Regions from separate parts of the Homo sapiens genome. Here region 1 is linked to region 2. A link is a contact called in ENCODE Hi-C or POLR2A ChIA-PET data. All regions are on one chromosome and are shown on one strand. The core of a region is the stretch at or near the end of the contact, and the rest is flanking DNA. Distances in the headings are between cores, read along the strand shown. Region 1 overlaps SEPTIN6 (septin 6). Region 2 holds the start of NKRF (NFKB repressing factor).

Region 1 (5,053 bases), core at 924-3,423, 61 kb before region 2:
CTGCCTGCCAGGCCTCTGCAAGATCAGGAAGGAGAAAGGACAAGGTCACAGAGCCAGGCATAACCTTGTCCCTTTCCATAGGCTTCCTTAGCCAACCGGAGTTCCTGGAATGTTTCCTTTTGGGCACCTCCCTGTTGAACTCAGAGACGTTTCTCTGGGTTCAACATTCAGAACTGGAAGAGACTTTAGGTCCACAAGAACAGGGATTGTGGCTATCTTGTTCATTGCTGTATCTGCAGCTCCTATAACTGTGCCTGGCTCCTGTTAGAGTCTTTGTAAATACTCGTTGAATGACTGAATGAACAAACGTATCACGCCTATGCGTCTCGCTAGAGCACATTGGTTAAAAGCATGGACTCCAGCGTCGGCCTGCCTGGATTCAAATGCTGGCTCTGCCACTTACTAGTTTGTGACCTTGGACTAGTTACTTCTTCCACATTTTATTTTATTATTACTAGTTTTCAAAATAGACCTATTATGCTAAGTGAAGTAACTCAGGAATGGAAAACCGAACATTGTATGTTCTCACTCATAAGTGGGAGCCAAGCTATAAGGATGCAAAGGCATAAGAATAACACAATGGACTTTGGGGACTCAGGGGGAAAGGGCGGGAAGGGGGTGAGGAATAAAAGACTACAAATTGGGTTCAGTGTATACTGCTCAGGAGATGGGTGCATCAAAATCTCACAAATCACCACTAAAGAACTTACTCATATAACCAAATACCACCTGTCCCCAAAAACCTATGGAAATAAAAAATAAAACAGAGACAGGGTCTATGTTGGTCAGGCTGGTCTCGAATTCCTGGCCTCAACTGATCCTCCTGCTTCAACCTCCCAAAGTGCTGGGATTACAGGCATGAGCCACTGCGCCCGGCCCCTCCACATTTTATAGATGAGGAAAGTAAGGTGCAGAGATGCTGAGGAACTGGTGCAAATTTACACAGCTAGTAAGTGGCTTGGTTAACCCATCTATAAATTGAGGACAAATAGTAACATCTTCCTCATGGGCTTGCTGTGAGGAATAAATAAGAAAATATATGTAAAAAACTTAGAGCAGTGTCTGTAAACAATAGCTGTTATTACCAACGCTCTCATTTTATAGAAAAAGAGACTGGGACCCAGAGAGGGGAAAGAGCTCAGTTCATGTCACAAAGTAACTTAGTGATAACCTGGCTAGAAGTCTTTTCTTTTTCTTTCTCTGTCTCTCTCTCTGTCTCTCTCTCTCTCTCTCTCTGTCTTTCCTTTCTTTCTTAGACAGGATCTCGCTCTGTCGCCCAGGCTGGAGTGTGGTGGTGAGATCTCTGCTCACTGCAACCTCCGCCTCCCGGGTTCAAACGATTCTCCACCCTCAGCCTCCTGAGTAGCTGGGATTACAGGAGCCTGCCACCATGCACGGCTAATTTTTGTATTTTTAGTAGAGACGGGATTTCACCATGTTAGCCAGGCTGGTCTCCAACTCCTGACCTCAGGTGATCTACCCGCCTCGACCTCCCAAAGTGCTGGGATTACAGGCCTGAGCCACCGTCCCGCAAGAGCATAGTTTGAAAAAAAACATATTTCGTAGTACTCATATATGTTTTAATTTTTTTTAAAACTATTGTTTCCAGAATACTATCTACATTAAGCAAAGTGAGATGAAATCCTCTTGGCTGGTGGAGCATGCGTTAAAAACCTTACTATCCACTTGGAGGAGCCCTGGGAGGGCTGGGGGAGGAGGAGTGAGAAATTGACCCCTCGGGACTCCTCAGGTTTCCTGCTGGAATCGAATTGCCAAGTCTCCACCTTCCTGCAGGGGTGTGGAATCTGCTGACCTGATCCCAGTTAGGTCACGTGTGCCTCCCCCTCACAACACACTCACACTCAGTACTGGGCCCAGGGCAGCCGTGGGAGGGGCAGCATCCTAGGATCAGGCTGGGTCTGTGCCAGTCATTGACAGAAAGCCTCCCCGACCCCCAGGCTCTACACTGATGGAAAACTGGAACAGGAGCTCTCGATAGCCATAGGATGAGCTCGCTTGATTTTCTGCCCTCTCTACTATTGCATTTATCTCAATTCCCTAGACACCCGGGTGTTCTTTTCTTCCAGACGTTCATTATTTGGCATCTAATTTCCACAGCGCTTTTGTGCCAGCAGGCATTTGGGTGGTCATTTCTCCTGCTGTTCCTCCCAGCTCCCTGTCCTGCCCTGCCCGGCCCCCATTCCTCCAGCTGTGCAAACAGGGTGGGTCCCTCAACGCTGCGGTGCTGCCCCTGAGGCCTTCTGTGTGAACCTTGGGTTAGGCACTCTCGGGGGTACTGGAAGATGGCCCATCTCCTGCTCTCTGAGAATTCTTAGGATCGGGGAGCCAGGGTGCCCACTCTGGGTGCTGGGGAAACAGGACCCCCACTCCCTAGGAGCTACAGGGCATTCGGCAGGGAGCTCATGCAACAGAAGGGTTTTGGGAGTTGGGGGTAAGGATGGTTCTGTTCCATGTGCTCCCTTCTGTTCCATGGGAGGGAGTTGGGGGTAAGGATGTACATGGAAAATTCATCAGGCACATAGGAAGATGAGCTAAACTGTAGCTCAAACCTCAGTGCCCTCGAGAGGGGAGGTGAGTTAGGATGTGGGAGCCACACTGTGTTCCCACCTCCAAGGTGCTGGCCCCGTTTGCAGTTAAGGTGCACCCCAACTTTGGGTGAGGTGGGGTGTGATACATTCCACTGCTTGGCCAAGTCTGCCACCTCCCATGGCAAAGGCCCCACCTCATAAAATTCTTCTTGGGACCCAAATACTTCCTGTTCCTTTAGGGGAGGAAAAAGGGGGCCTCTTCTTCAAGAGTCTTTGCTGCTAATGGATATAGCAGACCCTGGCTTGAAACATGATCTGTGTGAGGAACCATTTCCCCACACTCTGGCAATTTACCAAGTTAGTCAGACCTGGCTATGAAATTGGGCTGGGGGGCCGGGTAGCCAGACTGAATTGAATGTTCTCCTTGTTCTCCCTCCCTCTCCCTGTCTCCCTCCTCTCTCTTATCTCTTCTCTCTCTCTCCCTTCTCTCTGTCCACACACAGAAAACTCTCATCATACACAGATATTTTAAAAGGCACCTCCTGCATTCATAGCTCATTATTTGGGATAAAAGAAGCAGGCTAGACACACCCAGAGTGGGGAGGGGAGATGGAGCATTTTCAGTTCTGCATCATGTAGCTCTAACCGTAGCCCTGAACCACCCTGCAGATGTGTGCTTTTGGTCGCAAGGCGGGGTTTGGCAGGCCACAATTTGCCCAATGCAAACCCAGTCCCGACTGTGAAGAGAAGTCGAGGCTCACATTCCCCCTGGGTTGGGGAGAGGAGAGGGAAAAACAGGGATGATGATAGCGGAATAAATGGGAGAGTAGTCTTTGTCTTCAAAGGGCAGGCCAGAGTAATTAATGATATCCTCTCTTCGAAGTGCCTGCCTCTCTACTGACTCTTTTTTTTTTTTTTGAGATGGAGTCTCACTCTGTCGCCCAGGCTGGAGTGCAGTGGCGCGATCTCAGCTCACTGCAAGCTCCACCTCCTGGGTTCACGCCATTCTCCTGCCTCAGCCTCCCAAGTAGCTGGGACTACAGGCACCCACCATCACGCCTGGCTAATTTTTGTATTTTTTTAGTAGAGACGGGGTTTCACCGTGTTAGCCAGGATGGTCTCGATCTCCTGACCTCGTGATCCACCCACCTCGGCCTCCCAAAGTGCTGGGATTACAGGCGTGAGCCACCGCGCCTGGCCCTCTCTACTGACTCTTTAATTCCTGGTATTCCTGAGTCACTTGGGGTGGGCTGAGGGGTCAAATACAGCCTGGATCTGTAGAGATTATAAGCAGCGCCCAGCCCAGTTTGTGGCCTCATATCAGATTCCTGTTTAGCCCCCTTGTCACCAACTCCTGACTTCTTGTGATGTCCCATTCCCTGAAGTCTTGTTGGCTCCTGACAGTGGCTTGGTATCCCTTGATCTCCCAGGAATAAGCTTCCAAAACCTTCACCAGTCTGCCACAGCCTTTCCCCTACTGGTTTCCCTAGTGTGAAGTTCAAGACTTTTAAAATTCCAACAGTTTGACTTATTAGTATCTCGCAGCCTAGTAGTTAAACAAATAAATGGCTAGTTTGTTTAAAATTTAAGGATAAGGGCCGGGCACGGTGGCTCATGCCTGTAATCCCAGTACTTCGGGAGGCCGAGGCAGGTGGATCACCAGAGGTCAGGAGTTTGAGGCCAGCCTAGCCAACATGGTGAAACCCCATCTCTACTGAAAATACAAAAATTAGCAGGGCATGGTGGCAGGCACCTGTAATCCCAGCTACCTGGGAGACTGAGGCAGGAGAATCACTTGAACCCGGGAGGCAGAGGCTGCAGTGAGCCGAGATTGCGCCACTGCTCTCCAGCCTGGGCAACAGAGCGAGACGCTGTATCAAAAAAAAAAAAAAAAAAGAAGAAGAAGAAGAAGAATTTTTGTGGCCTGCTGGGTCTCCCCACCCCGCCCCTCTTAGTTAAAAACGGTCTCACTGAAAGTTCAACCGTTCAACCAGGCTGGGAGGATAAGCCAGGAGCCTGCACAGTTTTCACCGTGGGGAGGCACATCTGGGGCATCCCCAGAGGGCTGTTTAGGCCTGGCAGGGAGGAGAGGTGGGGACTGGGATGAAAGGATATTTGTTTGACAAGGGACCGCTGTCTTTTTTTTTTTTTTTTTTTTTGAGATGGAGTCTCACTCTCTTGCCCAGGGTGGAGTGCAGTGGCACGATCTCAGCTCACTGCAACCTCTGCCTCCCCTGGTTCAAGTAATTCTCCTGCCTCAGCCTTTCCGTAGCTGGGATTACAGGCGCCTGCCACCATGCCTGGCTAAATTGTGTATGTATATATATATTTTTTGGTAGAGACAGGGTTTCACAATGTTGGCCAGGCTGGTCTCGAATGCCTGACCTCAAGTGATCTGCCTGCTTCAGCCTCCCAAAGTGCTAGGATTACAGGTGTGAGCCACCACGCCTGGCCACTGCTGTCATTTTTTAAAAAAATTTAAAATAGTCCTCTAATTTTTATGA
Region 2 (5,639 bases), core at 2,080-4,579:
TCCACCTCCCAGGTTCAAGCAATTCTCCTGCCTCAGCCTCCTGAGTAGCTGAGACTACAGGCGTATGCCACCATGCACGGCTGATTTTTGTATTTTTAGTAGAGATGGGGTTTCACCATGTTGGCCAGGCTGGTCTAAAACTCCTGACCTCAGGTGACCCGCCCGCCTCGGCCTCCCAAAGTGCTGGGATTACAGGCATGAGCCACCGCGCCCAGCCTTCTGGATTGTTTAGGATTGTAATGGCAACCTTTATTATCTATGCCTACACCTCTCTTCAACTAATGTATTTCTTCTCAGGGGTTTTAACTCCTGCTCACTGAGAAACCCTCTGTGGCTGTGAGAAAGGAATGGGCTAAAATAGATTGGCTGATGGATTTTTTTGTAATCAGAAGGATACCAGGGAGAGAAGGACATGGAGAATCCTGGAAATTTGTGTTCTATGGATGAAACTGCTTATTCCTTAGTGGGATTTACAAATGGAATCCTGTTATGGTTGTTCCAGAGCAGATGGCCTCTTACATCAGTTCCAACACCTTTTATTTTGTAATCCAATTTCAAAAGTCAGATTACAATTATTTGTTTCTATACAACGGAAAAGTTTTAATCCAGGCTGAGAGGAAGTAGTTTATCTTTTCACAGATTGTTTTCTAGGAAAGATGTATATTTATTACAATGCGGATTTTGGTGAAAGTTGGCAACTTAGGCTATGTCTTAGTCCATTTATGCTGCTATAACAAGATACTGAGACCTGAGACTTATAAAGAATATATATTTATTTCTCAGAGTTCCAGAGCCTGGGAAATCCAAGATTAAGGCACCAGAAGGTTCAGTTGTCTGGTTGGGGCAGCTCTCTGCTCTCTGCTTCCAAGATGGTGCCTTGTTGCTGCATCCTCCAGCAACAAGGGGAGAGGAGTGTTATATCCGCACATGGCAGAAGGCAAAGGGCAAGTGACCAAACACCGATTAAAGCCTCTTTCATTAGGTCCTTAATCCCATTCCTGAGGGAGGAGCTCTCATGGCTTAATGACCTCTTAAAGGTCCCACCTTTTAATACCATCACATCAGCCATTAAGTTTCAACACTTAAATTTTGAAGGGGACACACTCAAACAATAGCAGGCTGAAATTAATCTAATTATAAAATAACAAATCAGCTTAAAATGTAGGCTCCAAGGAAATGATTTTCACTGGGTTGAGACAAAAGGAAGAGCTTCATTCATTTATGCATTTAATTCAACAAATATCTCTGGAGTGCCTGCAGGATCAAGGTATAGGTGCTAAGACCAAAACAGATGAGTTCCATGCTTTCATGTAACTGACATTCCAGTGGAATACAGCAAGAATACAAAAAGGAAAGAAAGTGGTTTTTCTCTGTTGTCCTGAAATTGATTACAAGCTGGGTAGGGAGAAATAGCCCTATGTAAAACTAAATGTGCCACCAGCAGTAGGACCACTGGATGAGGTGGCTTTGACTCAGTGCCCTCTTTAACTCTCTAATGACATATTTCTAACTATATGACACCTTATGCGTAGGGGTGTATTGGACTGAGAAGAGCAGAAGATAACAGCACTTTTCAGTTTCAGAATTCTGTATTTCCATGTCTGTCTTTCTCTATGGTGGGCATTCATGTTTATTGAGGTAATGTTAGTCTCTAAACCATCAAATCAAAGAATATAGTACTACGAAGGAAGGTTAGAGATAATAAATTCAAGTAATGATTGTACGAGTGAGAAAAATAAGGCCACAGAGGTGAAGTGTCTTGCCGAAGGCTGTAGAGATAGTTGTTGGCAATGATGAGATGAGAATTTAGGTCACCTGACTCCTCATCTAGTGTTCCCCCAGTCATTTGCCTTTGCACTGCTCTGTTTTCTTTCTTTCTTTTTTTTTTGAAACAGAGTCTCACTCTGTTGCCCAGGCTGGAGTGTAGTGGCGCGATATTGGCTCACTGCAACCTCTGCCTCCCGGGTTCAAGCGATTCTCCTGCCTCAGCCTCCGGAGTAGCTGGGATTACAGGCGCCTGCCACCACGCCCGGCTAATTTTTGTATTTTTAGTGGAGACAGGGGTTTCACCATGTTGGCCAGGCTGGTCTCGAACTCCTGACCTCAAGTAATCCTCCTGCCTCGGCCTCCCAAAGTGCTGGGATTACAGGCGTGAGCCACCGCACCCAGCCTGTTTTATTTTCTTCACAGCATGTATCACCTTGTGAACTTTTTAAAAACATTTCGATTGTTACCCCAATAAACATGAATGCCCACCACGGAGAAAGACAGACGTGGAAATAAATTATGAAAGTGTGTAAAGTGCTGTTATCTTCTGCTCCTCTCAGTCTAATACACCCCTAACATAAAGTGTCATATAATTAGAAATACGTCATTAAAGAGTTAAAGATGGTAGTGTGTTAAAGCCACCTCATCCAATGGTCCGGCTCCTGGTGGAACATTTAGTTTTATGCAGGGCTATTTCTCCCCACCAAGATTGTAGTCAATTCCAGGACAACAGAGAAAACCCACTTTCTTTCCTTCTTTTTTGTACTCTTGCTGTATTGAGCACACAGTAGGTGCTGTGTAAATTCCCGCCGACAGACACTCATTGATTAACTGCTTTCGTGACACAGGTTGGCAGATAGGGACTGAAGTTATTGAGTGAAGCTGACTCCGGGTGGAGTGATACATTTGGCTACAGTGATTGAGCGGCTCTACCTTGCAGTACCCTCTTCTGTGGGCCCCTTTTGTATCTTGTAATCTTTTGCACTTAAGTTGATACGTGAAATACAGACTTGCAATCGTGATCAGAACTGTGTAAACAGTATCTGTGTTCGTAATTGGGATACAGTATGGACTTGAAACTGGCTAACTTGAGAAGCGGCGCTGTGGATGATTTTCTTGGCAAGTGTTTCATTTTTACTACGTTTCCGCAGTAAGCTATTACACAAAGCTAATGATGCACGATGCACAGAGCATTTCAAGCTACTCTCTGAAGAAAAGGCACCTCGGGGAGCTGACTGTTTTGTTTTGTTTTAATGTAAAGTCCAGTGCAGACCTAAATCCCTTACAAGGAACATGGTCTCACTGTCGCGCCGCTTAAAAATCCAGGGAAAAGCGTCAGACGAGCCGTGGGCTACCAACATTCATCTGAGGGCACCTTCTAACCATATTCTCGAACCTCAGAGAACCTTCCTAAATTCCCTTTCTGGAGTCCCCGCCCTCCGCTTGTCACCGTAGTGCGTCAAAGGCCCGTAGTCGTCACTGGAGGGAAAAAAGTACGTCGCGCGAGATTCTGCGACGGGATTTGGAAGTTAGGGAACAGCCGCGGCGCAAGCGCACTGGCCTCACAACCCCGGACGGCACGCGGGTAGGTAGGCTAGAACCTAGAGGAGGGGAGCAGAGCGTGCTGGGGTCTTTTATCGCTCTCCGCGCAGTGCGTGGGTCTGCGGATCCGTGGAGGTGCGGAGCCTGACTCGGCCTCCCCGGCTCGCGCGTGAGTGCGGCGGAAGCCCTTCTGCTCCTCCACGAGTTAGAGGAGTGTAGGGGACGTGCATCCCAGTGTCGGGACGCGAGCTCGTGCTCCTCTTTTCCTCCTAACGGTGGCCCCCACGCACACACTCCAGTCCCCCCGAGAGTTGATCTTCTCCCCTCAGCGCGCCCCTCCTTACCCGGCCCCTCCCACCGGCCCCCCGTTTCCGCCCGCTTGCTAGCTGCCTAGCTCGCGGTCCGTAGTCGGCTTCGTCCCTGGGGTCCCTGCTTGGGGGCGGAGAAGATGGCTGGAGGACGTCTGCTGTTGGGGGGCGACTTCCTGTCGCGCCGCCGCTGCCCCCCCTCCCGCCGCCGCCGCTGCCGCCCCTCCCGCCGCCCCCGCCCGAGCCAGTGCTGGAGCAGTGGCGCTATAGCCACGAAAGTGACTGGCAGTGGGCTCTGCGGCGCAGCTTCATCTGTCGGCACCTGCACAGCTATCCCGGGGCTGCCCTCGACCAGCTCCTCGCGCTCTCCGCCGCCTGGACCAACCACGTCTTCCTGGGCTGCAGGTGAGGAAGGTGTGGGTGTCGGGTTAGGGACGGGGGTGAGAGATCGGTGATGGGGGATCGGGTTAGGGACGGCGCTGGAGGGATCGATGATGGTGGTTGGGATAGGGACGGGGGCGGGATGCGGAGGATAGGTTGGAGGCTGGAGATTTGGAGGTGCTGGAGGGCACTAGAGGGATCACTATTGGCCTGGGGGTGGGGTGGCCGACTGTGGTGGCTGGGCATGACATAACAGCTAGGAGGGTGCAGAGATCGCGGAAGCGGCCTCTCCAGGACCAGGGATGGAGATGAAGCAGCGCCTAGAAGAGGATTATTGAGAGGTGGTCATTGTAGTTGGTGGCGGTATTAGAGGACGTGGGGAATGATGAATAGCAGCATCTCGGACCTGCGTAGGGCCTTCCAAGGATGCAGTATCCGCAGAGAATATATTCGACAGTTGGAGTTGTGGGGGAAGGGCGAGGGGACCCCACTGTTCTAGTCTCCTCCTGACCACTCTCTTTTTCCATTCCTCTTAAATACCCCCCTCTACTTGCAGCCCCCTAGCAGGGTCTTACTGTCTTCTCCTGGGGAGGCGGTACGTATCAGCTCTCTGAGCCGCAGCAGCGTCAGCCTTGCTTGTAGATTTGCGCATAATGTGTCTGGACTCAAACAAAGAAATGGATATATCTACTGTAAAAATGGATTGCCCTCTTTTTACCCTAAATGGGATCAGAAGGATTAACATTTGGCTCTGAGTGAGGTTTTAGGTGTGTGTGTCTGTGGTGGGGGTGGGGGTGTGTGTGTGTTTGTTTTTCCCCCCTTTCCTAGAACCTGGTGACGTTTTGAACAGGCCTCTTTGAAAGCTCTTTGCATTCAATGGAGACTGCAGTATGGTTCCAACGCAGCGTGTTTTGTTTGTTTTTTTTTTTTGAAGAGGCTACTTGGACCTCTGTCCTTCAGAACCCCTAAATCGGCCCTATACTAGACTATTCATTCTTTGATAGATTGGGAGACGACTTCTTTTGACATTCCTGCAATCATAGTTTTTTGTTTTTGTTTTTGTTTTTGTTTTTTTTTAAATCAGGAAGGGTGAGAGATTCTGGAATATGATCATGTCAATTTTGGCCAGTTCAGTTCCAGGAGTGACTGTAACAGATGCAGAAAAATAGGATTGTCTCCTCCTGCCCTTAATTATTGAACATGGCATTCAGTGTGATATACTTTGCTCTCATCACAGACATTACTTTTCTGTCTTCTCAAGGTTAGCATAATTTCTACCTCCAGAGATAATGATTAGGAGGAACTGGTTACAACTGAAGAAGCCTTAGTTATTGAACAAGTCAGATAAATCTACTTGACCTTTGCCTAACAGTGTTGTTCTTGAGTTCAAAAGTTACCTTTATCCTATAATCGTAAGTCTCCATAATATCACAGAAGGCTGTCGGAAATCTGAATCCTTAAAATAAAAACAAAAACTTAAATGAGGATAACTATCCTTTGTGTTAATAATAAATCTTACCTTCCCACTAGAATGGAAGCTCCCTTAAGGATAGGGATTTTGCTTTCTTGTTTACACCTTTATCCTCAGTGCCTAGAAGATTGCCTGCTAAATAATAGCTGCTCAATAAATGTGTGTGGAGT

What was found. Hi-C counts contacts between places; a loop is a spot of excess contacts on that map. ChIA-PET counts read pairs that join two places held with the same protein, here RNA polymerase II (POLR2A). Pooled maps may share reads with other maps.
Region 1: a pooled map shows a loop between it and region 2 (2.4-fold over the local background). The contact joins the enhancer-like site here to the promoter of NKRF in region 2. A Hi-C loop is called at or near these places in 3 of 168 maps with a recorded cell type or tissue (Caco-2, Calu3 and sigmoid colon) and 7 of 50 pooled maps. POLR2A ChIA-PET finds 5 or more read pairs at or near these places in 15 of 52 experiments (BJ, CD4-positive, alpha-beta T cell, CD4-positive, alpha-beta memory T cell and 11 more).

The regions. Positions count from the first base shown.
Region 1 is chrX:119,664,496-119,669,548 of GRCh38, reverse strand. All of the region lies in intron 2 of SEPTIN6 (septin 6), which reads left to right. Among named protein-coding and RNA genes, the nearest start is that of MIR766, 20 kb to the right of the region's middle. RefSeq lists an enhancer at 3,336-3,425. Within about 2 kb of position 2,173, at least 5 of the 41 ENCODE cell types and tissues checked have a DNase peak (open chromatin) inside an H3K27ac peak, as active enhancers do.
Region 2 is chrX:119,604,114-119,609,752 of GRCh38, reverse strand. NKRF (NFKB repressing factor) reads left to right here and starts at 3,329. Exons shown (of 4, transcript NR_163972.1): 1 at 3,329-4,022. RefSeq lists an enhancer at 3,096-3,205 and a silencer at 3,746-3,795.